Linked DNA regions of Homo sapiens: all the other regions are linked to region 3. The links are chromatin loops, found by intact Hi-C in ENCODE. Cell type or tissue: Calu3. All regions are shown on one strand. Links, peaks and the distances in the headings refer to the core of each region. The heading gives the core; the rest is flanking DNA.

The links. A loop is a pair of places that touch in the nucleus more often than their neighbours do. Peaks named below come from ENCODE experiments on the same cell type or tissue, not always from the same donor. Only the 100,000 strongest peaks of a DNase experiment are listed, where the experiment ranks them.
Region 1: a loop joins it to region 3, with 2.6 times the contacts of the local background. A loop is called at or near these places in 12 of 110 quality-filtered maps.
Region 2: it touches region 3 in a loop (4-fold over the local background); 26 of 110 quality-filtered maps call a loop at or near these places.

What each region holds. Positions count from the first base shown.
Region 1 is chr6:38,028,596-38,038,944 of GRCh38, forward strand. The region is part of intron 2 of ZFAND3 (zinc finger AN1-type containing 3); the gene reads left to right. Among named protein-coding and RNA genes, the nearest start is that of ZFAND3, 210 kb to the left of the region's middle. In Calu3, for the core only: a CTCF peak has its summit at 5,865 (motif pointing right); no DNase peak of the experiment used is centred there.
Region 2 is chr6:38,489,516-38,499,864 of GRCh38, forward strand. The region is part of intron 6 of BTBD9 (BTB domain containing 9); the gene reads right to left. Among named protein-coding and RNA genes, the nearest start is that of BTBD9-AS1, 13 kb to the left of the region's middle. In Calu3, for the core only: a CTCF peak has its summit at 4,630 (motif pointing left); a DNase peak (open chromatin) is centred at 4,626.
Region 3 is chr6:38,666,313-38,676,661 of GRCh38, forward strand. GLO1 (glyoxalase I) reads right to left here. Exons shown (of 6, transcript NM_006708.3): 6 at 9,613-10,349. Among named protein-coding and RNA genes, the nearest start is that of BTBD9, 32 kb to the left of the region's middle. In Calu3, for the core only: no CTCF peak of the experiment used is centred there; a DNase peak (open chromatin) is centred at 5,759.

The DNA of each region.
Region 1 (10,349 bases), core at 1,007-9,006, 640 kb before region 3:
GTGTCCCATTGCGACTAAAGTCTGCCTGACCTAGGGTACTATTGTAGTAAAGAATCCACTTAACTCTCCTTTGCAGTGTAGCAACAAAATAAGCTCAAAATTAATGTGCCAGTGAGTAAATTCCAAGTTGTAGCTCTTTACCTTGGCTTGAAGTGATTCTGTGGGGTCTTGGTGTGGCTTCTGGTTATCATGGATACATTTCCTGTATTCTATGTAGAATTCTATTACAGAGTATAGCTAGGTGACTTGGCTTTTTCCTTTCTTTGTGAAGCAAGGCATGGTGCAGAATAGTCCATTCCAAATCAAGCTCTATTTTTTGCTTGTAAGAAATTGTTTTAATGACTTCTGATTAAATGTGTTTTCAGTGAGGTTGACCTTGTCTCTCATTACAGAATCATGTCTTTCTCGACTGTCTTGATTGAACTTTACATAATAACCGGTGGAAGAAAAATAAGTTAGTAGAACCCAAATATTCAGTCTTGGGCATGCACAGCTATTTTAGTTTTATCTGAACTCTCTTACCTTGATAAAATGAAAGTTTGTAGAAAAGCCATTTAAAAGTCCATCAAGCTTCTTTACTCATCTTATTTAAATAGTACAGCTTATAAAACACTTTTGAAATGTCTCCATCAGGCCATATCTACAAACGAGTACGGGTGGGTGGCCCTTCTTTCTGACTGCTGATCTCAGGGTAACCAGAATAAATTGATTATACAAATTTTCAGCCTTTGGATTTCAGGAAGAATAGCTATTCTGATTTTCGTTTTATGTTTTGACTTTATTTCTACTAAATCAGTTTCTGTATTACTAAATACCAGCAAGCAAAGCATTTTTTAAAAGTTGGGTAATGAAATGTCTTCCTTGTGATTTCTTTTCTTTCTCTTAAGTATTCATTTGGATCTCTCTAACACCAGTGAAACAGCACAGCATTTATGGTTGTAATTGGCATAATCTCAGGCAATGACTAAAGTATGGACACATAGCCAAAACATATAAAGAATACCTACATATTAATTGAAGAGACATTCCCCCTCAAAAACCTTATAGATAAATAGGCAAAAATTTGGGTACTTTAAAAAGGAGAGATATTCATAAACACATGAAAAATATGTGTAACCTTTAGTCATCAGGGAAATACAAAGAAAATATGAAGCGTTGGTGAGGATGTGAAGTAACGGCAATCCTCATGCATTTCCAGTAATCGTATAAATTATCGTCATGTATTTTATCTTTGCATATGCTTTAAACACACAAAACATTGCTACTATGTTTGTTTTAAGCTTTTACTGATTAGAGCAAATACAAATAAGAAAAACATAAAGTTTATATTTGCCTTAAATTATTCTGTATTTAGTGCTTTTCATTTCTATGTGTAGATCCATGATTCTGTCTGGTATCAAATTTATTCTGCCTTGAAGAACTTTCTTTAGCATTTCTTGTTATGTAGTTCTGCTGGATATATATATATATATATATATATATATATATATATATATATATATATATAGCCTGAGAAGGTCTTCTTTTCATGTCTAATCTATCTTTTATTTTTCTTTCCTTTTCCTTTCCTTTCCTTCCTTTTTTTCCTTTAAAATTTTTTTTGTTTTGTTTTGTAGAGACAGGGTCTCTCTATGTTGCCCAGGCTGGTCTCACACTCCTGACCTCAAGTAATCCTCCCCACTTGGCTTCCCAAAGTGTTGGGATTACAGGCATGATCTACTGCACCTGGCTGTAAATATATGCATATATTTTTACCACAGTAAGCACTGTTTTTTTCTCATTATAATTCAGTTTGGGTATTTTCTATAGCTGTATCATCAAAACATACAAAATATAGAGCAATTCACACCAGTACTTACTGTGGTAAAGCTCACCATATGGGACAACAGAGAATTGGGGAACAATCATAATATAGCTACCCCAAACTAAAGTATTCAGAGAAAAGGACACATTTCATTCCAAGAAGCAGTGATAAGACCAGCAACTGATTGTTCAACAGAAACAATGAACTCCAGAAGGCAGTAGGAAGACATCTTTAAAAGGGGAGAAAGAAAACAATTGTCAAGTTATAATGTAAGCACAAGGAAAATACCCTGCAGAAATAAAGGAAAGAAGACATTTTTATCCAAACAAAAACCAAGGGAGTCTATGACCTACAGGTCTGCATTGAAAGAAGTACAAAAAAAAAGAAAAAAACTTCATGGGGGTAAGGGGATGCCAGACAAAGTGGTAGAAGGAATGGAGAACAGAGGATGAAGTAAAATTGTTGTTTAAATGAATGTTGATTGTGAAAACTAACAATTCTAGTGTCTTCTGGAGTTGAAAATAGATGCAAAACCACAATGGATGGCAGTAACATAATGGAAAGAGGGCAATAAATGGTGCAAAAGCTTGCTAGGGTTCTAAGTTGTACCTGAGATGGGGTAAAAGTAATTTAAATAAGAATGTGATAGATCAAGGATACAACCAGTGGAAAGAGCCAACCTTTCTTAAGGTTACGTAGCCAAGATAGGACCCAGGTCTTTCTGTATCCAAGGTGCTGCTTTTTTCACTACGTAGTTTTTTGTTTCTTCTCCGTTCTTGGTGCTACTACCTGTTTGTTTGCCTCTGTATTTGGGTCCCCTCTTTTTCAAAAATACTTAGTTACTCTGTAATCACATACCTGGATTTTGCTAGAAGTTTCTTTCACCTTCTGACTCATCTCCTCAATACTTAATAAAGTTTCAGATTCATCTTCTATACTACTATTGTCATTAAGCCATTCTCCTGATCTTCAGCAGATCTATGTTTTATGCCTTAAACTTTTATCTGTGACCCCACTATGCTCAGCCATTTTCTTACTTTGCCCTTCGGGAAACAACAAACTCCCTTTAGCATGTTCAGTCCTGTCCTCAATTCATTATATACTTGCAAGCCTGTCTCAGTTATGGCATCTTTCTTTCGTGCTGGAGGAAAGTTCTCAGACTTTGGAGTCCAGTAGACTTGAGTACTTGTATCCTGACTCTATCACTTCCTAGCTTTGTGATTCTGAGCAAATTTCTTAACCTCTAGGAGCCTTAGCTTCTCCAATTGTAAATGAAGATATTAATAATTATAACCGCCTTAAAGTTTTGTTGGTTAATTGAGATAACACTTAATTGCCCAGTAGAGTACCCACGTAGCCATTTTAATACCTTTTAATGTATCTCCTTTGTTATGCATATGTAGACTCCAACTTACAGTTTCATATTCTGCCCCTCCCCCCCCGCCCCACGCTGTCCCAGGGTCTTGCTGTATCACCCAGGTCCTTGCAGTGGTGTCATCATAGCTCACTGCAGCCTCAATCTCCTGGACCCAAGTGATCTTCCCGCCTCAGCCTCCCAAGTAGCTGGGACTACAGGGGTATGGCACCATGCCCAGTTAATTTTTGGATTTTTAGTATAGATGAGGTCTGGGTCATGTTACCCAGGCTGGTCTCTAACTCCTGTGCTCAAGTGATCCTCCCTCCTCAACCTCCCAAAGTTCTGGAATTACAAGCGTGAGCCACCATGCCTGGCCTGTATGCTGCATTTTTTAATGTATTATGAGCATTTATCTATGTTACTATAAGAGTGCTAGTAATACTATTATAGATTACTGTAATATAATCAATATAATAGTTACAAGATTTATATTTTATAGCAAAGATAATATTTGAAAATGTTCTTAATGGTATAATCCTAGGCTAAAAGGACGTATTATAATTTAACTATTTTATCATTGAATATGTCAGTTGTTTGAAAGTTTCACCAATAGAAATAATTTTGTGGAGAACATTTTTGTCAAGTCTTTGAGACAGTTAAGTTGTATCAGAAATGTCATTTGAACTCTGCTCAGTGGTCATGGAGCTGTGATAGGAAGTGTCTTTAGTGTCAGAGCAGATTATAGGAAGACATGGACCTCATTACCCAAAAGAGAATAAAACTCTGAGCACCTACTTTACTTAAAATGTACTGAAGAACTCTTGGGAAAGGTAGAGGTCTAATTGTTTTCAAAGGGCATTTGATAAATATCTTCATCTCTTTATTAAAAGCTAACATTAAGAGCAGCTGGGAGGAGTTGATTATCTAATAACTGTGGAGGGGAATGGTGATCAAGCAAAGCACAAAAGAGTCCCTGAACTTTATTTAGCTGAAGTTGTGCCTGCACAGTAGATGCCATGTCTTATCTTACCATGAACGTAGAAAACTTCTTTGCTTATAATTAGCATTTCATTGATTTGAGTGGTGTGTTTGAAATTGAATTATTATTATTTATTCAAATCTAGGAACTAAAATGTAAAGATAAGTTTTGGTTTTGTGTGTATGAATGTACTATGCAGAGTCCATGTTGCTACTCTGTATAAGACCCAAGCCTTGATTGCCTCCCCGGAATGCTAATACAAAGGCTGTCATAGTTACTTTGTGGGCTAAAGCTGTATCCTTTAGGAAGGCAGTGAGAAACTTACTGAAAAAAAATGGAAGCCTGCTAGCTGAAAAATTTAAACACATTAACCAAAATGGCTGCAAGTAAACTCTTATCCAAGAGCTAAATTCCTGAGAGCTGTTTGAAATAATTTATTTAGACCTGTAAGAAGATCAGAAAGGGGTTGGATTTAGTTTACTCTCTCTAGAAACTAAACATCATATAATATAGACTCTCATCTATAATGAGAAGGGATGTTGTATTCAGGAATAGGCTGGAAAATATTAATCCAGCTTTTCCAATCTTCATTATTTTTTTAAAAAAGGAAATTTTGCCTTTCTCTGTGTAAATCAAGTTGAAATGTTTCTCTAGCTAGAGTTGATGTCATTGCACCAGCCACTTGTTTGACCTAGTTAATAGAACTTATATTTATTGCAACCTTCCCCTCGTCACCTCATTTTAAGACAGGGGTTCACAAGGAATGGCCTGCAGGCTGCTTTAACCAGGTAATTAGAACAGCATGTGTGTGACAGCTAGTAGTTTAAAGCAGTAATTCAGCTGTGTCTGAAAAGATTATTCACCTTTCCATTTACTCATTTCTCTATTTGTACTGAATTTTACATGCCAATCCACAGTTTTCTATGTCAGTGCCTATAATTGACTGTACTTGTTACATAATTAGCAACTGTGCCTTGAATTGAAACTCCTTCTATCTTTTGTTTTACTGATAGCCAAGAAGCAGGTAGATTTTCATGTTCTCTCTGAAAGCTTTCAGGGATAGCTCAGTCAGTCAGTCAATCACAGGGTATCTCTATGACAACTCTTGTGACATTTATTTAATGGCACTTGGCAAAATAATTAAAATTAATAGCTTATTTAAACAAGCAGAGTTAAAGCTTTGTTTAAAAGGGTACTTACTGTTTCAAAATAAATTTTATTTTACAAATGACTTAAAATTCTAGAATTTAAAAAGACTTCTAATGAAAAAATATTTTCTAGCTTGTGCATTGATTTTCTAACCTTTTGTCCATTTAGGGATCTGAAAAAAAGTGGTAGTACAATGTTGGGCTTCTTAAACAGTGATTTCCTCAGCTTTTTAAGAAAAGCCTATTATGTTTTACATTCAGTTTCATCTTTTGTGTGAACTTAAATGTGCCAGATTGCATCTACAGTGTTTTTATTTAGTGGGGCAAACTAGTCTCTTCCTTTTCTCTTTGTATGAAGCTTTTACCTTCTCCACCTCTACTCCAACCCATGCAAGAAATGGAGATGTTAAAATGCAAGAAAATAATGCAGAATAAGAAAGGATAAAGTCCATTGGGGTTGGCCTAATATACTGTTGCTAAACCTGCTTTACTGAAAAGCCGCCTGATATATTATACTGGGATGTATCACCCTTTGATAGTTATTTTATTAGGAAAAAAGTATTTGCATTTCCAGTTCAAGATATAAGGAGCATCTAAGAAAGAACTACTGCAAAGCCAGCAGAGGGAGCACATCATGTGTTTGCTGGCTTGTCTTGAAAAATATGCAGTATCTTTTGAAAGATTCTTGACCAATGTAACTAAAAATAAACAAGATCATTTTTTCCAGTGTGGCTTCAAAATTAATATTTTAAAAAGGGGAAGAAAAAAAGATTCTTTGTCAAAAGCTGATAATGGATCTTCTCCCCAAATAGGGACTTCTAGGCATTTTAAAAAGTTGATCTAGACAAAAGAGGAATTAAGTTGAGTCCTCAGCAGGAATTGTAGCTTGTTCATTGAATGGTATTTATTTTCCCATAGGCCTTTTTGATTAATACTTCAAATTTGACTTTTAATTTGATACATACAATTGTTCTCATACCACTTCCCAAAAAGGGTTTTATTTTTATTTTTATTTTTTCTAAGTATGGAAATAGCAGCACATAAGAAGGTTCCTATTACATGTATAGGATTGTTGATGGTTGTCTTGCTTCTAATTTGTGCTGTTAAATAGTCACAGTTTACTGGAAATTTAAGTTTTTACACTTCCTGGGCCTAGTGTAAAGTTGATTTCCTGTTGAGCTTTCGGGGTTCATAAATATAGGCCTGCTTTTCTTTCTTGGTGGCTTTTTTGATGCATGGGATTATGGAAGTTTTATACATGCATTAAAGTTCTTTTTCCTTGGTGAACTATAGCTGAAGTGTGTAACTCGAGAGCAGTAAGAAATACTTAAAAGTATTTTGCTTAAGAAAATATCTTCACATGTGACATCCCGAATCTTCTATTATGTTTCTTTACTTTGCAGTCTCATTTTCAAAATATATTATCATAGCCAAGGCATTTTTCTCTAAACTTCTTTTTAACAAAGGGTTCCCTCCTTATGCTGCTCTAATTTTGCTTATTCAGGACGTGTCTCACGGTTTCTAAGCAACCAAGATAATACATATATAATAATTGTGTATTTTAGCTTTGAAAGTCTTAAAAATAATCCTCAAAAAGGGAGAGAGGGTGATTTGTTTTCTTAGGTACCCATGTTCTGAGTTATCAATATTGTTTATATTTAGACACTGACGAAATAGTAAACTTAGGTTGCTTAATTAGCATATGGGAGATCCTCATTAATGTAATTCTCTTATTGTACTTAATACAAATTCCTGCCTTTTCTTTTTCTGTAATATGAACTGTTGTGTAAGCAGTATTGAGTCATTCAAGAACTCAGCAAACACCACTAATCTAGGAAAGGTGCAGATTCTATCTCATATCCATGTTTTAATTTTCTAGAAATTGTTTAGGGTGGGAATTTCTAGAATGCTGGTGTGTGGAGCTTGGTTGACCTTCTAGGTGAAAAGGCCATTTAGTTAAAATTATTTAAAGCAAAACATTTAAAGTCTCTGGAAATTGTCCTAAGGGCACACAGCAAATGGAGAAATACTTTCAATAAAGTCTACTAAATCTCAGTAAGAACTGGAGACCTTGTGGCATTTGAGCCACAACCAGCTTCCATCCATTACCTCTCCCAGCTCCATGTTATGGAAAGTCTCCTCCAGGAGAGTGCAGCCAAGAATTCAGGGTCCCCTCTCTCCCAGACTCTTGAGTCTGTTCTCCCTGGCTAAAGACAGGACAGAATAATATATTCCCTGAAATGTGATAGCAGTTTCCAAGCACCACATATTTTCATTAGTAAAGGGTGAAAATCTAACTGGCTAAGGAAGCTTAAGCACTACCTTTGACCAGTAAGAAGTTTATGTGAACCCAGGGGTGACCCCTAAGAAGCCAGGCTGAAAGATAAAAACAAGGAAAAAAATCTGAGCAGGGACATCAGAAGCTGCATACTGCAGGGTAAATAGGCTTCACAGAATTATTCCAGCCAAGCCACTAAACAAACAACAAGCAACACCAGAACAGGGATAGGATAGGAGAGGAGGATAGAGGGTACATAACCAGACTTGGTTGTATTATCTAAAATGTCCAGTTTTCAACAGAAATTCATGCAGAAAAACTAGAAAGTGTGACCACCTACTGGGGATAAAAACAGAAAACAGAAATTGCCTTTGAGGGGGCCCAGATGTTGGATTTAGACCAAGACTTCGAATTATAAATACATTTCAAAATTAATGTAATTATAAGTAAATATAAAAGAGGTATGATTACAGACTCATCAAGTAGAGATTATCAATAAAGAGATTATACAAATAATCCACATAGAAATAGAGACTTAAGAAACTAACTTGACAAGCATGTTTTTAACATGTAAATACTAAATATATGAGTATATATTTTTTATTAAAAATCTTTTTCTTTCAAAAATTTTAACAGAAACAGGGTCTTAACTATGTTTTCCAGGCTGGTCTCAAACCCCTGGTCTGAAGCAATCCTCCTGCCTTGGCCTCCCAAAATGTTGGTATTACAGGCATGAGCCACCATAGCCAGTCTTAAATACATATTTTAAAAGGTAAACCATCTGAAGAGATATTCAGAAACTGTAAAATCAGAATTTATCTTATATATCAGTACTTTTTCATTTAGTTCTGCTTATTTTATGTAACACACCAAGTTGCTTCAGAGTTTGAAAAATGTCATGTTCTAAATAGGATCTAAACTCTAGTCATATATCCTGCCAACTCAACACATTCTTTGAGCTACTCAATCTTTTAGTGAATAGAGAATAGATATCCCTTGGCCATGTCTACCTTAGAACCTCTTAAAGGTTTGTAAGGTATAATGAATGGGTAAGTACACACAACGTAACATAACAGGCCATCAGTGGGAAATATTTTTAGTGTTATTTGAGTGACAACCAATTCGTGGTGTAGCCTTCTTATTGTCTCCCTGATGTCTGATACAAGCTGGCAATCAGCAGTTCAGTAGAACAGAATTTCTGGAAAGGGTAGTTGAGTTGTAAATTCATGTCAGAGTTCTGGTTTTAAGAGAAGTATGACTGCTAATTTAACAAGCATTATAATCACCAATCCGTCACCATTTCAGAGGTAGATGCGTATGTAACTTCTTGATAAAAATTTTTCCATGACTCGGATTGCGTGTGAACTTGGGTGACTGAAAAGCATTTAATTGATTGAAAAGCATCAGCTAACAGGTAAAAGGTATACATGCTTTAATGTAGGTAAAGCAAACAACTTATTCATGCCCAGAGTAGGAGACATAAGCAGCACTTCCATTGGGATGGGGCCACACAAAGGGTGCACATCCACGACTAACTCCTTGATTGGGCTGAAGACTTCTTGGGCCCTTTAAAAAGGCTCACCTTTATCATTCTAATGAAAGGCGGGCGTGTAGGTTATGCGCTGTTCTGGAGACCAGCCAAGTGGATGCCTGTTCACCAAGTAGAAATAACTGATAACAATCCCATCATATTCCTGAATGTTTACTGCAAAGTTGTATGAATCAAAGATTAATTTTCCATGCTGCACATTTTTAATCCTTTCTTGCAGTGAGTGACTTTTCCTTCACATGATCTTGGTATGTATTATATATGAGGGGGTTATGTGGAAGAAGAACGTGAGCTAATTAGCCAAAGAACAGAGAGATTGGAGGGTAAAAGCATTAAGGAGCCACACTCAGCTCCTTCATGGCAGTCTGCGTGTAGGGCCTCCAGGGCTGCTGTGCGGCCCAGCAAGTCAGTCTTCAAGGATTAATCAGCTGGCCCGAGGCCTCTAGTCTTTCACATCTTCTCCTGTCCTTCTCTTAGCCATTGAGATATTGAATACCCTAAAAGTAGAAGTAGCTCTGTTAGAGAGCTTTGTTACCCTCTAGCATGTTGACGATACATTTTGCTTCCTCCTCTGTGGTAAAGGCAGAGATGATGGATGCAGTGCAGCCTTTTGATTGCAATTAAAAAGGAGATTCTGCTTAGCATGGTGGTCAATTAGCTCTTTATGAAAAGGATTCTGACCTTTTATTTCATACAGATATTTAAAAATATGTGAGCCTTAAATGAATCTTAGCAACTAAAACTGAAACAAATGTACCATTTTAATTGGGTTTGGAAATACTGTACAAGATAAATTGTTTATAAAATGAGATATTTTTAAATGGCAGGGTTCACCTTAGGCCCCCAGGAGGATATTCTGAGGCAGGGTCTCTAAAGACATTCATATAGGAGAATGAAAGTCGTTTCCCCCCCGCTTTGGTGCTTTATTTTATTTTTTTTAAGAGAGAGAATAAAAAGTTTCTGGCATGAGATGGAAGATTCAGAATTGTCACCTCTACCTTTTCATGGTCAGTAGACTTTCATAGTCATTTGTCTTTACCAAATAACTTTAGTCTTCAGATGTTTACATGTCATTTTAGATGCAAAGATCTTTGAAAGCAAGGCATACCAAAAAGGAGCTGAATCTATATCATATAAGCGGCTTGGGGCAGCACTATCTCTCAGAAGCTGTTGGATCCCATCCTGAAACCTGGTTCATTTGAAGCTCAAGCTAACTGGGATCTGGCTGTTTTGC
Region 2 (10,349 bases), core at 1,496-9,495, 180 kb before region 3:
AATGTCAGCATTTTTGTGTCACGTAAATTTTCCTAAAACCTTTTAACATTATACAATTCCATTGTGTGTATGTATAATAATTTCTGTAACTTCTAGGACGGACCAGCTTATAGAAAGAATGTTTTACCTCGCCCTCACCAACAGTGATTATGAGCATTATTCAAAATATTTTTCCATTTGATAAGCATGAAATGGTTTCTCTTTGTTTCACACTGACGTTGATCCTTTCTTCACATGGCATTTATTTATATGCCATCTTTTGTGAATTGTCTATTCCCAATGTCACACGTCCTATTCCCATTTTTCTTCTGAGGTATTCATCTTCTTTTTGATGATAAGAGCCAAACAGAAAAGATTTTAACCTTTTCTTCTATCACAAATATTGTATGTTTCCCACTTTTCCATTTGCCTTTTAATTTTGTCTTTTTAATTTGTTGTTGTTTTAATCTTGAAATGTAGCATTTCCAGCTAGTCAAATCCTCTGCATTTGTCCTTTGTAATGCCATATAAGGGATGATCTACCGAAGCTGGCTAATGACCTATTAGTTTCTAAAAAGCAGCCAGTGTAAGTCCCCCAAATCTGCACAGCCTGCAGAGGTTCCACTCAGTGTTGGCCAGATGGAAGGAATGTGGAGTAGAAACGCTACCAGATGGACTATGAGTCAGGAGGCCCAGATGCTTGTCCTGGGTTTGCTGCTTGCTTGCTGCAAGTCCTTAGGCAAATCTCCCATTCTCTCTGGGTACCATAACCCTCTGTCAACAAAATGAAAGGTATGGACACTACACTCTCAAAAGACACATCCATTTCTTTTTTCTTTTTTTTGAGACAGAGTTTTGCTCTGTTGCCCAGGCTGGAGTGCAGTGGCGCAATCTCGGCTCACTGCAACCTCCGCCTCCCAGGTTCAAGAGATTCTCCTGCCTCAGTCTCCCGAGTAGCTGGGATTACAGGTGTGCACCACCAGGCCTGGCTAATTTTTGTATTTTTAGTAGAGACCAGGTTTCCCACGTTGGCCAGGCTGATCTCGAACTCCTGACCTCAGGTGATCCACCCGCCTCAGCCTCCCAAAGTGCTGGGATTACAGGTGTGAGTCACTGTGCCCGGCCGACACATCCAGTTCTAATGCTCATTCTTATTTGACATGTGAAAGAAGGGAAGTCAGTGCTAGATGTTCCAGGCTAGTCAGAATCCACAACCCCAGAGAGACCTGTCAGTGAGAAGAGGGAAGAAGGTGAGAGATGGTAAAAACGAATGTCTGACAGGAGAAAACTTGCAGCCCTTTTGACATGTGGCTTATAGAATTTATTTCAAGTAAATCAGCATGATCTGGAAAGTCAAAGGCAGCAGAGAACCAAAACTGAAAAAGGGCTTACTTCTAGTGCATAGATTTTTCCCAGAAAAGGCACCAGGTAATCTGACTGTGACTTCCTCTAAGCCAGTTGGGGGATTATAAATGTTGGATATGGGCATAAAAGCCAGAATAAAAAGATCCAAAAGGGATGTGGATGACAAAAGTGGTACAAGTTTTGATGTAAAAGGGAAAAGCTGTTCATGAGGGTCATCATGTTGAGAGAGATCTCTTTGAGGGCTGGTATAGATCAGATCATAAAAACAAAAGGGACAAAAGACAACGAAACTCAAGCATAGGAGAAGAAATGGTCTCAAGACAGTTTGGCAGGTTTGTAGTACAGATGAAAGTGATGTCCTCTGTCCCGTGGAAATACCCGCAAACACAATATCGTGAAATAAGAATATGTGCTTTGAAGTATTAAGGTGCTGGCAAGAAAGGCAAGGTGTTAGTTACATAATAGTGGCATTGTGTTGTGGGTGCCACCAACAAAGCCCTGAGTCCAGGTGACACAGGGTCATGAGAAATCACATTAATGAGCTAAAGTCCTTACCTACCATTGCTAACTAACTAGTATTTTATTTATGTGTATTTAACAATTATTTTTTCTTGCATAAATTAAGTAATAACACCTGTTTTCTTCACTTTATTGCTACTTTAGTAGTTATTTATCCTTTCCATTTTATTTTAGCACTGATTAAAACATAAAATGTCTTTAGGAAATGTTATGTCCTAATTTATGGTTTATTTTAATCTTAGCAGTCAAACACTGATGACATTGCATCTCTTTAAAAAATTAGCCTATTATCACACACCAATAAATACATTCTTTAAAAAAAAAATCTCATTCTCAAATGAGAAGAAACCACAAAGCAATGAGGCAATGAAGGAAGAAAAACAAATCCTGAGTCTTTCACCTGGCCCAACAGGGTGTATTAAGAGTAATTATGGAGTGTATTAAGAATCATTAAAGTAATATTTCCTTGGGTTTCTGTGATGAAGGATGGCTCATCTGTTCACTTCCAATACTTAATTTTTTCAAGCTTGCTGTCTTTCATGTAAATAAAAAGGAAAGAGTAACTTTCCTTTTCCAAAAAACACAGAAGGGCAAAAACTACACTACAAATAGCTTTTACCCTCAGGCTCAAAGTTCTCAATAAATTAAATCTCCATTATTGTTTACTCTGTTGTGGATACAACTGAAAAAAGATTAACCGGGTCCCACTTTAGAGATGAGAAAATGGGCCCACAGAAACAGCCTAAATCAATCTATAATACACAAAGAAACAAAGGCCAGCCTTTCCATCCAAAGGCCTCTCCTGGGATCTCGGTTCACAGTCTCCATTCAGGGTTCAACAGCACCCCTTCAGGACTGCACCCTAAGTTTTTAAAGGAGGGAGATGTGCAGGAAGGAACACTGACCAGGAGCAGGTAACTGAAGCTCAGCCCTAGCTTTAGCCCATGCTATTTCTATGATCTTGGGAAAGTAATTTTCATCTTCCTATGGCCCCATTTCCTTCAATATAAAATGGAGATAATATTTACACCTACTGCCTCAGTGTTTATAAAGTTCAAATGGAGGAAAGGGCTCTTTTCAAAATACAGGCCACCTGTGTTATTTATGAATTTAAAATAGAAGAATAAAGCAACTAAAATAATGATTTTTAAACTTACATCATCCTCTCATTCATGAATTTCATAAACTCATCTCCTTAAAGTGCTACATGGCATACATGTAAGAATAAACATAATTTTTTATTTCAATTATTTGTTTTAATCAACTAAGAGAACTATTTTGTGTGTATGTATAATATTGACATTTTATGGTAAGGAAAATTATAATGTGGCACAAATAGCATATCAATTCTTTTCTTAAAGTGTTGATAAACCAAAAAACTGTCAATATGCTAATAATAAAGTTGCATTTTGCTCTAAATTAAATGTACACTTTCGATTTAAGATTTTATTCACAAAATAAACAGTACCACTGCATAAAAAAATTACATGATGATATAAAATACTATGTGAAGGAGTTGGCAAATTATGTTTATAGCTGTTCTTTAAACCTAGACAATTCTAATCTAGAATTCGATCTAAAAATAAGATACTTCTGCATTTTTAACCCTTAAAAAATTGTCCATTCAATACTACTCATTAAAGCAAAAAAGAAAAAAATTTTTCAACTTACATACAAAAATTCCATGAGTTTTAAAATAATAAGAAAGTGTGCTATAACCTACCGATTACTTTGAATAAAGGATATTTATCAACAATTACACTGGGTAAAAACGTTCCTTTCTCTGAAACCCTGGAGGAGCAATGTTTAATGAGAAAGAATTATTTATGCCTACAAACACAGAACTGTAATAGGTAGTTTTAATGTAACACATCACAGCAGTAGATGCAGGCGGCCAGAAACGTGTTACCTGGTTTTGACTTATACCCAATTTCCAAGACCAGACTAAGACTTTGTAAACAGCAGGGGCTTTTAGTTTTGTTTTTCCTTATTATTGATAGTGGATGGCAACAATATTTGTGCTGACGGGGTCTTTGGGAGGAATACTGAGGTTCTCCCTTTTCCTGAGGAAAATGAGGTCTCACTCATCTCCTATTTGCCAGGACTAGTGATCTCAGCACATGCTTTGTTCTTTTTTCTCTCTGTTTAAGTGCTGGTAGTAATTTAGTGATTTCAATCATTGCTACATTCATTTTGGAATAATAAAGTGATGTTAGGAGATTCCTGTCATTGCGAAGACAGGTTTTAGGAGGAAAAGGATCTATAGTTAGTCAGTTTTGCTACCAAGAGTAGCCTTTGGTACACTGAAATCAAATTAACTACAAAAACATCAGGGATACGTGTGGGGATGGAGCTAGCTGTGGGGAGATGAGCACTGAACCCAAACCAGTCTGGGCCAGAGGAAAACTCTACAGTCTCATCATGCAACAAAACAGGGAAATTGGTTTTAGCGTTTTTAACTTTAATTAGTCACATTAATTAATGCTAAAAACCAATGTTAACAGTATATTATTTTCATCTAGTTAAATAAAGGATTACACACATTTGAGTAAATTACACAGCATTAAACATTTCGATAACTTGAAATGAAGCCATTACTGTCATTCAAACAAGTTTCCACAGCTAAAGGCTGAATGTTAAGTATGAACTGATTTGGCATTACAAGAATATAAATCCTTTATCTTTTTACTGAGAAGAAAAAATGAAGAGATTCGATGACTTCTGACTTGAATAAGTGGTTTGCAGTAGCACAGCGCCCTCCAGTGGCCAAATTTCAAAATGCAGTTTCAAAGGACAAAGTTCAGTAGCAAATCTTTTCATGTTGAATGGTGTTAAGCTGGTAACATTAGCTCCTTTTTCTTTTCTCTTTTAATATAATTGTTTATCTCAGCACATATTTTCAATATCAAACCATTTTTCTATTGCCAAATTTCCCTCACCAAATTAAAATTCTTCTATTCAAATCTGATTTGTTTTCCCTCAGAAATATTCTGAAAAGTAAAAAAGAAATCAAAGCGAAACAAAACAAACCTAATGTGGACACAGACAACTGCAATGAGAGGGAATTCTCTATACGCCTCAGATAATGGCGAATGCCAGCACTAGAGTAGTAGTAATGAATTCTTAAGTGTTAAAATCCAAACTCCAGAGTAAGATTATACAAATTATGGAACTCTATTTTGCCTGATATACATCATGATGAGTACATATGGTGAGTTCAAAGTTGTAAGCATATCTTTTACTCATTTTTTCTATATGTGAACATTTCTGTTTTTAAATAACAGTATAAAAGATTTCACTGTATGCACATTCTTTCACTATTACAACTCCTATTAAAATGGATCCAAATATTTTTCTGTGGAAGTAGGAAAAGATAACCCTTTGGTTACCTTTGCAGATTACCAGAAAAGCTCCCTTAGGCCAATCTAAAATACTCCTATTCTTGAAAAGACATTGATTTCTCACAATGAAAAGAGATCATAATTCCACTTTTAATAACTACTGCCATAGAGTAAACACTTATAATATTCTTGGTCTGCCAAATAAATACTGCAAGGCATCTGGGGGCATACAAGCATTGCCCCGGATCCTATACCAAATAGTTACTAGGTAGCATGAGGGAGTTTGCTATCAAAAGGATAATAATAACTAGCTATTTTTTCCCTTTTCTGCCTACCCAAAGAATAGAAAAGTTTAAGCATGTTTTAAAGAATCATACCTTTCACCGAAACCGACAAAGCAACTCTATATAATGTCAAGAACAATGGCTGTGGCCTTGCATCTTGTTTCCACCGCTACAGATCAAAACAGGCAAATAACATCTCTGTGTTTCGTTTCTTCATCTATGAAATGAAGATAATTGTTCCCATCTCATGGGAATGTGGTGAGGATTCATTGTAATGATGCAAATGAAATAACTAAGCCTGACTGCCTGAAACTCACACGGGAGATCTTCAAAGAATGTTAGTTCTCTTCTCCATCTATTCTTACCAACAAAAGAATGCAGAAGACCTATTTTCACCAGAAGGAGGACTGGAACCAGAGTTAGCAGGTATGGAGTCACATGGGTGAATCAATAAAACCCACTCAAAATTTCATCTATGAAAAACCTGTCCTTCTTTATTATACATTAGAAGACCCAAAGATGGTTCTGGAAGCAAACACACTGAATTCTGGAAAGGGGAGGAAAAGGAACAGAATTGGCATTTGTTATGTGCTTCATGTGCTACTGGTTGCACCCAGCTTTTCTATACATAATCGTATTACTTAAGGCACCACAGAACTCTATACAGCAGTTAGAACTGTGATGGAACCAGTGAGGCTGGCTTCCTCTTATCCAAGTATGACTGGAGGACAGGGCTCAAATGACCGTGCAGGTGCATCTGGGCGGGGGGGCGGGGGTATAACAATGAAGAGGAGGTGCAATAACAGCCCCGTGGGGATGATGACAGACAGAATATGCTCATGAATAAGAATGTCTTACTTATCCCATCTTAATTACTTTCTTCTGTCTCTTTCTTCATGTTTAAGTATTAAGAGCAGTGAGGTGGTAAGAAATGGTATGGGAGTCATATCAGAATCCTTTGGAGAGAAGAGATGGGCACATGTGTCATCTAAAAAAGCATTTTCAAAATTATAATAAAATACACAACATTTGCAAAGCAGGCTTTCTGCCCGTTGTGACCGTGAAAACAAAGCAGCTGAAGAGGCCTGATGTGAAAGTGACCTCCTCTGTGCTCTGTCACTGGCAAGAACAGGAAAAACACTTGGGGCAAGCAAGCCAGCCCCACTTTCACACATGACTCACACGACTGAAGGAAAGAAAGGGCATCCTTCTCAGGCTGTCACTGCCTTCTTTTATTACAATTCTTACTTTTTATAATATTTTAAATAATATTAAAGGAGATGTAAGATTTGTAAGTTTATCAAAGAGACATGAGTTTTTAAATGTTGAGAAACACATTTTTCTAAAGATGCAAATCAGCCAGGCGCAGTGGTTCACACCTGTAACCATAGTACTTTGGGAGGCTGAGGTGAGAGGGCTGCTTGAGCCCAGGAGTTCAAGACCAGCCTGAGTAACACAGGGAGACTCTGTCACTACAAAAAAAAAATTAAATTAAATTAGCTGGGCACGGTGGCACACACATGTAGTCCCAACCACTCAGGAGGCTGGGGCAGGAGGACTGCTTTAGCCCAGGAGGTTGAGGCTGCAGCAGGACATGATCACACCACTGCACTGCACTGCAGCCTGGGTGACAGAGCAAGACCCTGTCTCTTAAAAAAAAAAAAAAAAAGAGAGAGAGAGATGGAAATCAGCTTCAGGAAAATGAGAGGGTAAAGGGAAAAAGGACTCAATGGACAATTTTAAAAATTCGGGCTTTTGGCTAATGGTCATTCCAATTAAAATGCAAATGAATGAGGCTTCTAGCTTTTGCCAGCTTGCCAAGTACCCTATGACTTACTAGTGGCAACAGCCATCATGCCTTCCCTTGCTACGTTAGTGTCTAAAACAATGCCCTAAAAGCTTAAGAGAGCTGGTGGCAGACAGCAAAGTAGCCAGGGCCTAGCCACATGCTCTCACCAAGATCCACCCTGAAGGTGAAAACTTTCAAGCAGGGAAGCAAAGGTACCAGCATGCCCCCTTATCAACATGGGAAATACCTTTTTCTCAAAAGACAAATGCCACAATACAGAACTATGACCATCTAGCAAGCAAATGACAGATGGGTCTAGACACATAAGGTAAAGGACAAAATTGGTTTTGGTGACTCTCTGAATATTCATGGAATCTATAAAAGTCCAATTCTTTTAGGATGCAGTCTGTTAGAAATGAATATGCAACTGTACCAAATAAAAACAGTGTATTTCTCAAAATGCACACAGGGAGGGGACTTTTCCCACCTCCCACTGCTGTCACAGGCAGTTGCTGTATACGATCTAGTATTATCTGAACTGTATATTGATTTGTGATTTATATTCTCTAATGTAGGTCCCAAGGATACACTTTTTTTCCCCAAACTGTACTTCCTCTGGAATTTCACACATCACAAAAGATGCAACATTCAGTAAGATGTTTCCTAACCATAGCATTAGAACGGGCTAGCTCTTCAAAATGATCAGGTTTCCCGGACCCTACACATGGCAGCAGTATGGAGTCCCTTTTTGCAAATTTACCAGTTCATGATATGGAAAGAAAGAGAACGAGAAAGGCAGTGAAGGGGAGGAAAGGAGAGAGCAGAAAAGATGAAAGGGAGGAAAAGAAAACTGAGAAGAATAAAGTATTCAGCAAGAAGGAACTGATGTCAAAAAGGATGACTACTTACAACTAGACCTATTAACAATAAAAACCATTGTATGGTAGAGGATTTCCAAACCTTGTTGCTACAAAACTCCAACTACTGAGCAACCATTACAGCAAGCAAAGGCTTCAGAGCTGGCTATTCTCTCAAGTCCCAGGCAGAACCGAAGGTATTATTTTAAGTCTTAATTAAGCAAGCTAGGCTACAGTCAAACTGCAAGCAACCCACTGAGGTAGCAACAGCTAGGTTTATAGAAAGAGGTATTTAATAAGAATAATGTGTGTTAGGCATGCTGAAAAATGGATTTAAGGCTGAGATGCCCCTTGGTCTCAATACTGTTATGTTTGAATCTTGTTGGCTTTATGGAAACAATAACTATAAAGTGTCTTTCACATTAATAAGAATTTCCAGCACAACCAACATCCAAGTGATTCCCAACAAATTATCAGACACAGAAATCTGATCATTTACAAAAGTGGTTTACTGTACAAATTCAGCTGCCTGACGCACCTGTCTATAATATCTAAAACCAAATCCAACCTATCCCAGTTTTTCCACAACTAGGTTGTTCCAGGACTGGTGAGGTATCAAGGATGAGTCACAACACCAGAGCTGGACTCTGCCATCCACACTCCATGTTCATGGGCAAGAGAATGCTAAGCATATTTCTTCACAGACTGTACTAAACAGTTCTACATCACATAAGCTAAATTTCTTTCATTATTTAGAGACACATATATTTCAAAATTTGTATGGTTCTATCTTTTTCTATCTAGTACTAAAAAAAAAAAAAAAAAACAAGGCAAGAAGTAACCCAGAAAAGGATGTAAGAGGAATACTAGCTTTTAAATGCCTTGGCTCAGAAGTGTCCTGTATCCCTTCCACTCATAGCTCGTTGGCCTGGGCAAGTCACAAAGCCCAAATCCAATAGCAACAAAGGCTGGGCAACATAAGGGGACACATGAAACCTGTGGTGAGCACCACTATTTCTACACACCATCCAATTTCAAAATTATTTGATTCTAAAACCCAAGAAGCCCCGGACCACTCCTCCTGTAAGCGTCACTATCCACACCAAGGATGTGTGTACCCTCTACTTTGGTAACCCCCCACGCCCCACCCCAGTTGATACTGAGGCAGACCTCAGTTCTGTGTTGATTTTCTCACAAAATTACATTCAAAACAAATGGAGCCCTAAAGATATAAATTCCACAGAACAAAGACCTGTACAATCAAGTTAAATCCCCACACATTTTTATCCACATCAATTATGTGTCATTTAAAAGAAAGAAGCCATAGTAATGAATGATCTAACATAACTGGAGTCTAAACAATGCCTGTCAGCAACTGCGAGAGGTTCATCTTTTATAGTTGGTCTTTTGCTGAGCCTATTTTCGTCCGCTTTCTTATTTTCTCTTTAATTTTGCTAAGTGAACACTATTTTGACAGGAGGTTAAGCAATACACCAAAAAAAAAAACAGAGAAAAAATATTAACAAATTAAGCACTTTTGTCTCATCCTCCTCAGCACACTGCCAAGTATTGCCCATTGTACACTGCAGTCTCAGAAAACACTGCTCACAGGGACCGCCCGCTCTGCATTCAGCACACAAATCACTCTGTGATCACATGCATTTCTCTTTATTTTTAAAATCTCCTCATTGTTGCCCATGGCACTTGAACACTATTATTACTAATCCAGCTACTCCTAATAATAGTATTTAAGTAACTTGTCATCTTGGGAACTTTATAGACAATAGCTAATTAATTGTCAAGCATTTAATGTAACAGGATTCTAATCTCCAACCTCTGAAGCAGGGTATTTATTTGTTATAATGGTAAAACTTCTGTTTAAATTGCTTATTTATGCAATATATATTCTCTATCATCTCAATTCTAATTTTTATATCTGCTTTGTAAGTAAAATAAAGAATCCCATGCAGAAAGACACAGACAGTACACTTCACAAACAGTAATGAATCTCTTGTGACTTCTTTTATTCACACTACAATAGATTCTATATTACCATGCAGAGAAAAACAAAACAAAACACCATAGATTATTTCCCTCGTTTGCTCACAGTATTCTGATAGCAACAAGAACTTGAAGGTGCAGCATGCTGTCTTAGGACTGTGAGTAAATACGATATTCTGTTGACATCTTGTTCCTGCTTTCAAACAACCAGGTA
Region 3 (10,349 bases), core at 1,350-9,349:
AGTTCCAGCTACTCAAGGAGGCTGAGGCAGAGGATTGTTTAAGCCAGGCTCTAGTGCACTGTGATTGCACCTGTGAACAGCCACGGCACTCCAGCTGGGGCAACCTAGCAAGACTCTGTCTCATTAAAAAAAAAAAAAAAAAAAAGAATAGGGATTTCATTTATGCCATTTTTGGAAAGAGAATTGAGACTAACCAAAGGACACATCTTAATTATGTTGAGTGGGTCTGCAGGTGAAAGGATGAGGGATATCAGGAAGGGCTGCAGAATAGATGATTTTACAGCGAGTTTGTAGAGTGGAACCCACAAATCCATGGAACATGTTGATAGTGCAGTTTTTCTCAGTGTGGTCCATAACAAGCATCAGCAGCACCTGGGAACTTGTTAGAAATGCAGATTCTAGGGCCCATCCCAGATCCACAGAATCAGAGTGGGGCCCAGACACCTGTATTTAGGCACACCCTTCAGGGGATTCTGATGCATGCCAAATTTTGAGAACTGTCCATTTAGGAGTGAATGCCTCAAACTAGTCCTTCAGGTGCTATAACTTGCCACTAATAGCCCCATGAAGAGTCCCAAATAGGGTAGTTAGTATTGCTTTTAAACCTACTTTATTCTTGTTTATATTTTGCTTTGCCGTTGTGTCTTAGTTTTATGCACTTTGCTTCCATAGATTATAATATTCTCAGTATAGAATCCATGTCTCATACTTGCAGTCCTCTGGCTCTATAAGAACACTTCATGTGATTGTGTAAGGATCTCTCGATCATGCTGTGCATACCCCACTAAGTCCTTTATCCTATTATTCACATGACAGGATATTTTAAAATGTTTTCTCCGTGCATTTCTATGTAACACAATGCCCATCCCCATTCAGGCAGCTAGATCATGGGTCCAAGGATGTTACCAAAGGAAAAACAAAAAAAGGCTTTGACTTCCAAAAATCTAAATCTAAACCTTCATGCTCTGAGTTGTAGGGAGGGGAGTCAGGAGGGAGAGCCCTTAGGTCCAATGAGTCCCTATGAAGAGATGTTACTTTCTGTTGGGAGCAGGCCCCCCCCAAAATCTGGCCATAAACTGGCCCCCAAACTGGCCATAAACAAAATCTCTGCAGCACTGTAACATGTTCATAATGGCCCTGACGCCCAAGCTGGAAGGTTGTGGGTTTATGAGAATGAGGGCAAGGAACACCTGGCCCGCCTCGGGTGGAAAACCGCTTAAAGGCATTCTTAAGTCACAAACAATAGCATGAGCGATCTGTGCCTTAAGAACATGCTCCTGCTGCAGTTAACTAGCTCAACTTATTTCTTTAATTCGGCCCATCCCTTCGTTTCCCATAAGGGATACTTTTAGTTAATTTAATATCTATAGAAACAATGCTAATGACTGGTTTGCTGTTAATAAATACATGGGTAAATCTCTGTTCAGGGGTCTCAGCTCTGAAGGCTGTGAGACCCCTGATTTCCCACTTCACACCTCTATATTTCTGTGTGTGTCTTTAATTCCTCTAGCGCTGCTGGGTTAGGGTCTCCCCGACCGAGCTGGTCTCGGCAACTTTCCTCTGCACCTGTGGTTTAAGATAAAGAGAAATCATGGAGTCCTGAGACTTAGGTGTCTGGGAATCTAAAAGGAGGGGGTGATCGGGAGCGGGGCTCACAACTGTAATCCCAGCACTTTCGGAGGCTGAGGTGGGAGGATCACTTGAGTCCAGGAGTTCAGGACCAGCCTGGGCAACATAGTGAAACCCCATCTCTACAAAAAAATTTTAAAAATTAACCAAGTATGGTGGCACACACCTTAGTCCCAGCTACATGGGAGGCTGGGGTGGAAGGGTCACTTGAGCCCAGGAGTTTGAGGCTGCAGTCAGCTAAGATGATGCCACTGCACTCCAACCCTGGGTGACAGAGTGAGACTCTATCTCTAAAAATAAATAGGTAAATAAATAAATAAAAATAAAGAAGAGGGGCCTCGTATTTGACTTCCCAAGTAGAACCCTTGGAACTCAGCAAGATCCCTGAGAAGAAATGGCTGTGAAATGTGCCTATTAAGCAAGACCTTTTATAAATTTCATAGAGTTAGTTTCCCATGATCTTGTTTGATGTTAGAGCAACCGATTCAGTGCTCTGTGGGTAAATGTAGAGAAGAAATCTAAGCTCCAAAGATTTCTCTGTATGCCAACATAGCATGGAAATAGCAGAATCAAATAGCAAGGGAGACTTGAAGTAGCCTCAACAATAAGAATGAATGATGGTTTAATAGCAGTCTACAAAGACTTACAACAAAGGACCAAATGGGATATTTGCCATTTTGTCAAATGCCCATAGAAGGGGTCACCTATGGAAGACTAGATGCTCAGTCCCCTCCAACCTTCTAGACATTACAGGAATTTAAGACTACCCAGGACAGGTGTGGTGGCTCACGCCTGTAATCCCAGCACTTTGGGAGGCCGAGGCGGGTGGATCACCTGAGGTCAGGAGTTCGAGACCAGCCTGGCCAACATGGTGAAACCCCTTCTCTACTAAAAATACAAAAATTAGCTGGGCATGGTGACGCGCCCCTGTAATCCCAGCTACTGGGAGGCTGAGGTGGGAGAATTGCTTGAACCCAGGAGGTGGAAGCTGCAGTGAGCCGAGATCGCACCACTGCACTCCAGCAGCCTGGGCAATAGAGCAAGACCCTGTCTCAAAAAAAAAAAAAAAAAAAAAGAAAAGAAAAGAAAAGCAGCAGGAAAAATCCTGAATTTCTTGAGGTTCAATTTCTAACCTCTCAGATAATGGGGGGTGGGGGCTTTAAAATTAGAATAAAATAGAGAAAAATTCCACTTGTTACATTCCTGTGTTTATGGATTATATACATAAAACACTTTTTTTAATAACAAGAGTTTTACTATATTTAAAGAGTGGGAGAAAAAAATCATATTTTGGAGATAAATGTACTTCTCTGCTGACACTAGTGACTTTAAAAAGGAGTCTGTACCACAGTGCCTCTCAAAACTTATTGTGCACACAGATCACCTGGGGATTCTTTGAAAATACAGATTCTGATTCAGAGGTCTGAGATGAAGCTTGAAATTCTTAATTTTTCACCAGCAACCAGGTGATGCTGATGCTGCCGGTACAGGGGCCACCCTTGGAGTAGTGAGGCTGTTCAAAATACTGATGACTCTACTGTGCTGGTTTTCAACGTGCACTGGCTATATTTTCTTAAATAAACACAGGGCAGTACTTGTGCCAAATTATGTCATAGGTTTATGGTACAATTTTAGACTACAGTTTTAAAATGCAAAATGAATATTAGCAACAAAGAAAGTTCCTTCAGAATCAGCTAAGAGAAGGCAGTGTAGATAAAAATATAATGCTAACTTCCTTCATGGGCTTTTACTTACCTGTGTCAACTTAACAACAACAACAAAAGAAACAAAAAACTGGGGCCAGGCACCTGGTGGCTCACGCCTATAATCCCAGCACTTTGGGAGGCCAAGGCGGGTGGATCACGAGGTCAGGAGATCGAGACCATCCTGGCTAACAGAGTGAAACCCGTTTCTATTAAAAATAGAAAAATTAGCCAGCCAGGCATGGTGGCGGGCACCTGTAGTTCCAGCTACTTGGGAGGCTGAGACAGGGGAATGGCGTGAACCCAGGAGGCGGAGCTTGCAGTGAGCCGAGGTTGCGCCACTGCACTCCAGCCTGGGCGACAGAGTGAGACTCCATCTCAAAAAAAAAAAAAAAAAAAAAAAAGAACACAACTAAACATTATCCTTAAATGATTAAAGAAATTTTGCATGTCACTAAATGGAACTTGATCGTTTGGAATTATAAGTCATTTTAACCATACAGAGCTTTGAATAACTTAATATATAAAAGTATCTTCTAAGGCCAGGTGCGCTGGCTCACACCTGTAATCCCAGCACTTTGGGAGGCTGAGGTGGGCAGATCACCTGAGGTCAGGAGTTCGAGACCAGCCTGGCCAACATGGGGAAACCCCGTCTCTACTAAAAATACAAAAATTAACTGGGCGTGGTGGTGCACACCTGTAGTCCCTGCTACTTGGGAGGCCCAGGCAGGAGAGTCACTTGAACCCAGGAGTTGGAGGTTGCAGTGAGCAGAGATCACACCACTGCACTCCAGCCTGGCAACAGAGCGAAACTCTGTCTCAAAAAATAAAAAAAAAAAGTACCTTCTAATCTTTAATATGTTACCATCCTGAATAGAAGTTTGGGTAGCAGAGATGTTGTTAAAATACCTCATTTTACTCAAAAGGTAAAAATGTAAATGTTAGCAAATTAAGCAATATCACTTAATTATTCCGTGTTATAAAAGTGACACTTGTTCATTTTAGAGAATTTGGAAAATACAGAAAAATATAATGAAGGAAATAAAATCATTGGTAATCCCAGCAGCCAGCAATAATCAAAATTTGGTATATTTCCTTCTAGTGATTTCTATGTGTACATGTATCTTTTCTAACAAAAGCATAATGTACATAAACTTGCTTTTTCCACTGGATATCTCATAACCATTTCTCTACATCTTTAAGCATTCTTTAAAGACACAATTTAGTGGTGTTAAAGTAGAATAGATAATATTCTATCATTGTGGGTACTATAAAAGTTAATGATTTCCCAAGTTTTGGACATTTGTTTATTTTTTGCTATTATGAAAAGTGATACAAGCAATAAATTTTCAAGGATACAATATTTTCTAGGATACAGAATTCCCAGAATATCACATTATTTCCAGATAAGATGTGAACATTTTAAGTCTTTATAAAATAACTCGTGAAACTTACTGTAAAATTGAAGTGGTTTGGATGAAGTCTATAAAAGTGCCTATTTCATTACAACTAGAGCAATCCTAGGTACTGGCATTAAACAATCTTCTGTAATATTTTCTTATATATATATTTTTAGAGACAGAGTCTCCCTCTGTCACCCAGACGGTAGTGCAGTGGCAATCATAGCTCACTGCAGCCTTGACCTCCTGGGCTCAAGCAATCCTCCCACCTCAGCTCCCAAGTAGCTCAGACCACAGATGCACACCACCACACTCGGCTAATTGTATTATGTTTTCTAGAGATGGGGACCTCCCTATGTTTCCCAGGCTGGTCTTGAACTTTTGAGCTCAAGCAACCCACCCGCCTTGGCCTCCCAAACTGTTGTGATTACAGGCATGAGCCACCGCACTCAGCCTTTGCTAATATTGATAGGACTCAAATCGATGCATTTACAGTAGAAATTCTCTTAACCAATTTCCACTTAACCTGTTATTGGATTAACCGCACTCACCATTTCCTCAATAAAGAACTGATGCCCTGTCAGGCTGAGTAACTATAACCAGTTGGCCACTCTGTGCATTTCTACTTCCTCAGATGAGTTACTTGTCAAGTCGATTGTGTCTACTGCCAATGTGCTCAATCCAATCATCCTTGTAATTTTAAATATATAATTTAATTAAATATTATATAAGGCAATAAAATATGAGTTCATGTAAAAAGAAAATGAGTTTATGTAAAATATGAGTTTTTGTAAAACAAAGTTATATAAAAGAAGAACACTCAAAGGCAAATACCTAAAATAAATTCCTGAATTAGAGGCAGGAAAAAAGCATCTGTAAATAAGGAGGAAAGCATAAAATTAGGAATTCTGTACTCAGATTTCTTTATAAATGCTTTAAATTCACACTCTAAGGAAACTTGAATTGGAAATCTTAGACCAGTGGTTCTCAACAGAGCAGTACTGACCCCTAGGGGTTACTTCGGAGACTTGTGGGACATTTTTGGTTGGGTTTCACTATTGGTATTTAGTGGATGGTGAGCAGGGATGTTAGACATCCTGTAATGACCTGTATAACTTTGGAAAGTCCCACTGAGTATTCATATAGGTAAAAAGCCTACTTTTCCCCTCAAGGAGATGGAGCATAACTCCCCCCAGCCAGTGTGGGCTTTACATAATGAGTTTCTTCCTCATCACTACCACTGCCAGGTGATTAAGGTTAACATAGTAAGATCAGGGACATGTCATGTTGATAGTATGTCCCCTTGATGTGACAAGAGCACTTTGTCTCTGTGGTATTCCTCCAAAAAACAATAATCCCAGTTTTATCATGACAAAAAAAATCAGAAGATCCCAATTGAAAAACGTTTTGCAAAATACCTAGTGAGTACTCCTCAAAGCTGTCAAAGTCATCAAAAACAAGGAAAGTCTGAAAAACTGTCACAGTCTGGAGTAGCCTAAGGATACATGGTGACTAAATGGAATGTGGTTTCCTGAATGTCACCTGTAAGGAAACAGCAGGTAAAAATGAAGGAAATTGGAATAAGTATGGACTTCAGTTAATAATATCAATATAGTTTCATTAATTGTGATAAATGTCCCACACTAATGTAAGATTTTTAAAATAGGGGAAACTAGGTATGTGGTGTATGTGAATTCTGCACTATCTTTGCAACATTTCTGCAAATCTAAAACTATTCTAAATTTTAAAAAAGAATTAAAGCCTGCTTTTTATTATCTGAACTTACAACTTGTATCTTACTTATTTGCATTTATAATTTTAATATTTGCTAGGGAAAAAACTATTCTATAAACAAAAAAGTTACTCTTTTATTCGAAACTTTAGCAAGAATTGATCACCATTTTGGGAAATATTTCCAACATAACATCATGTTTTTGAGTCATCAGTAAAATGCACCTGTTATGAATATGTATTTAAATTTGTAAAATTATAGCTCTTCATGAATCATAAATTCAGTCTTTATTTAAAATATCAAAGAGTGTCAACAATACTCTGATGTTTTCTTCTTCCATATGTAAGGGCAAGCACCTGACTACTCCATTGTCTTCTAGTCTATGTGGGCACTGACATACTAAAATGCACAATTTTATTGCAACCTGATTATATTTCTCCTTCATATTACCATAAAGGTATTGACTGATGTTTCTTCATGTCGTGCCAATAAGTAGGTTATATCATGTGAATGTCATTTCAGGATAGTGGATGTGATAGATATTATGTTACAATGTTATTATAAACAGGGTCAGCTAAGTCTAATATGATTGAGAACCACAATCTCAGACCTAAGCTCTGAGGGCAAGAAATGTTTCATTTCTTACAGTACTCTGCACCTAATATCTAATTCTCAATATCTAATTTGACTCTGGGTGCGGTTTCTGTTTACACCTACCCAGAAGCCCCTATTTGCTCCTCCATTCTGGCAGTCTCAATTCTGATTCACTGTCCACCCTCATGCAGCCAGCTTGGGTAAATACGATCCATCTAAGTCAGAGTGTTCCCACCCCCTTGGCCAGTGATTAGACAGGTAAGTGACCCAGTACTGGTTGAGATATGACGGGAATTTTGCTGAGGAGCTTAGGGAAAGGTTTTTCACTCCTTATCAAAGACACATGAGGAATAAAATGATATTTTCTTTCACTGGACATTTCTATTAGTCCGTTCTCATGCTGCTATAAGGACATGCCCGAGACTGGGTAATTTATAAAGGAATGAGGTTTAATTGACTCACAGTTCTGCAAGGGTGGGAAGGTTTCAGGAAACTTACAATAACGGCGGAAGGGGAAGCAAACACATCATTCTTCACAGGGTGGCAGGAAGGAGAAAGGGGAAGCCCCTTATCAAACCATCAGATCCCGTGAGAACTCACTATCACGAGAATAGCATGGGGGAAACCACACCCATGATTCAATTACCTCCCACTGGGTCCTTCCAATGACATGTGGGGATTATGGGAACTTCAATTCAAGGTGAGATTTGGGTGGGAACACAGCCAAATCCTATCAACATTGTTGGTCTACACATGATACCTAGAATCATGGTAGGCATCTTTGATCATATTATTGGTCCAGTGAGAAAAAATGCTAAAAATGACAGGATGGGAAAGATGGAAATAATCTGGGGTTCTTGTTATCTCTGAACCCTCTACCAACCCATTTTATTATTATTTTTGAGACGAAGTTTCGCTCTTGTTGCCCAGGCTGGAGTACAATGGCGTGATCTCAGCTCACCCCCCAGGTTCAAGTGATTATCCTGCCTCAGCCTCCCAAGCAGCTGGGATTACAAGTGCCCACCACCATGCCTGGCAAATTTTGTATTTTCAGTAGAGACAGGGTTTCATCTTGCTGGTCAGGCTGGTCTCAAACTCCTGACATCAAGTGATCCACCTGCCTCAGCCTCCCAAAGTGCTGGGATAACAGGCGTGAGCCACTGCGCCTGGTCAACCAATCCATTTTACAATCTCTTAAGTGCTGGCTTTTTTTCTTATTGCCAATAGCAAGCATCCTTACTAACACTCTTCATAATCAGTTGGATGGCTGAGGATTATTTATATATACTGTACTATGGACTGAATGTTTGTGTCCTGCGGCTCCCTTCCATACATATGTTTAAGCCTAATTTTCAGTGTGATGGTATTCGGAGGTGGGGCCTTTGGGAGGTAATGTCATGAGGGTAGAACCCTCATGAATGGAATTAGTGCCCTTTTAAGAGATGATTTATCTTGGATGTGTGAGAACACAGTGAGAAGGTGCCTGTCTACAAGTCAGGAAGTGGGTCCTCACCAGACACTGGATCTGCTGGTGCCTTGATCTTGGGACTTCCCAGCCTCCAGAACTGTGAGACATAAATGTTTGTTGTTTAAGCCACCCGGTCTATGGTATTTTTATTAAAATTGCCTCAACTAAGACACACTCTATGCAATCATGGTCAAAATACTGTGTGGGAAAGCCTCAAGTGATTCCCTTTCAGCCATCTGCTCTTCATTCAAACCACCTGTATTATAATCATTCTAGCCTTAGCTATGTAGGGCTCATAGGAGACTGACTTGTTTTACATTGACCATGATCATGGAAAATAAGAAAACTTACTTCTTGTGACCTACTTTGTACTTTCGTACAACTTCTCAGGTAAGTGAATTTGGAAGTGAATTGTTCTTTTCCCTAACAAGGCGTAGTGTTACCATATACAGTTGTCCCTCGGTGTATGTGGAGGATTGGTTCCAGGACTGCCCATGGATACCAAAATCTGTGCATACTTAAGTCCCACAGTTGGCATATGAAAAGTCAGCCCCCTTTGTACTGTATTTTCAACCCACATTTGCTTGAAAAAAATCCCTGTATAAATAAACCAGTGGAGTTCAAACCTATGTTGTTCAAGGGCCAACTGTACATTTAAAAAAAATGCATATAGGAATGAATTTAAAGAATGAGCAAGGGCTATCTTTTGGCAAGTTTTACTCAGCAAGTGGAGAAGGCTTCTTTCCTTGGAAATAAAGCTTAAATTACTGAATTTGTGAATGTATTAGCCCTCCCGTTTGTCAGTTCTAGCACTCAACATGTGAAATTGGTCTTCATAAGTTCCTTACCTTTTGATATTCTTCTGTTTGCACTTTATCTACCACAATCCTTTATTCCGTATTCACTTTCTTCTTCCCACCTTTCCCACACTCCCTTATCCATAGACACTACCTGCTTTACGGGCTGTACAGAATCACAATTGTTCTCTCTTCAGAATGAGCCTACAAGCCTTTTCAAATCCTTTCAGTACTCACTAAGGGGAGTTGTTTTTTTTTTTTTTTAAAGAAAGAACATGATGGACAAAGGTTTACAAATTAAACATAGTCTTATTTGAAGTTTCATTTTATTTCAGTCTATAAGTATTGCTATTTGTTTAAAGCACTCACATAAATCCATTTCACCCAAAAAGGAAACATAAAGTGCTTCTAGCAGTACAAGCACGGTTGGCATGGCCTTTCCAAAGGTCTTCCACTAGAGTCTAGAGAAATCTAAATATAGTCATCCACAAACTGGATGTTTTTATTTTCTGAGCCATTAGAGATTTTCAAAATCACTTTGATTTTTAAAAACTCATCAAATGTGAATCATGGCGGGGAAGACCACTGAGCTGATTTCTGATAACTAAGTTATCACTGAACATAATTTATCATATATGGCTACTGGCATCATGAAGACCTTGGGATAGGGAAGACTCTTTATGAGAAATATAAACATCACTTGTGTAGGAATCACCAGGTGTCCCTAGAGCAGTTTTGTACTAAAGACTTCTAGTGTTTACTCCCTCACCACGGTACTCCAGCCCAAGAGCCAAGAGCACAATGGTCAAACTCACTGAAGGTTTTTACAACAGGAAACCAGTGGAGGTATTGTGAGGTACTACAACTTTGAGGCACAATCTAAATACTAAAAATGATTATGAAATCTTGAGTTGAGCTGATTGATGCCCTCTTAAATCCATTAATAATCCATGAAAGTGATTTCACATGCCTAGCCTGCTTTCTTTCTCACATGACAGCTGGGAGTATTAAATGAGATAAAGTTGC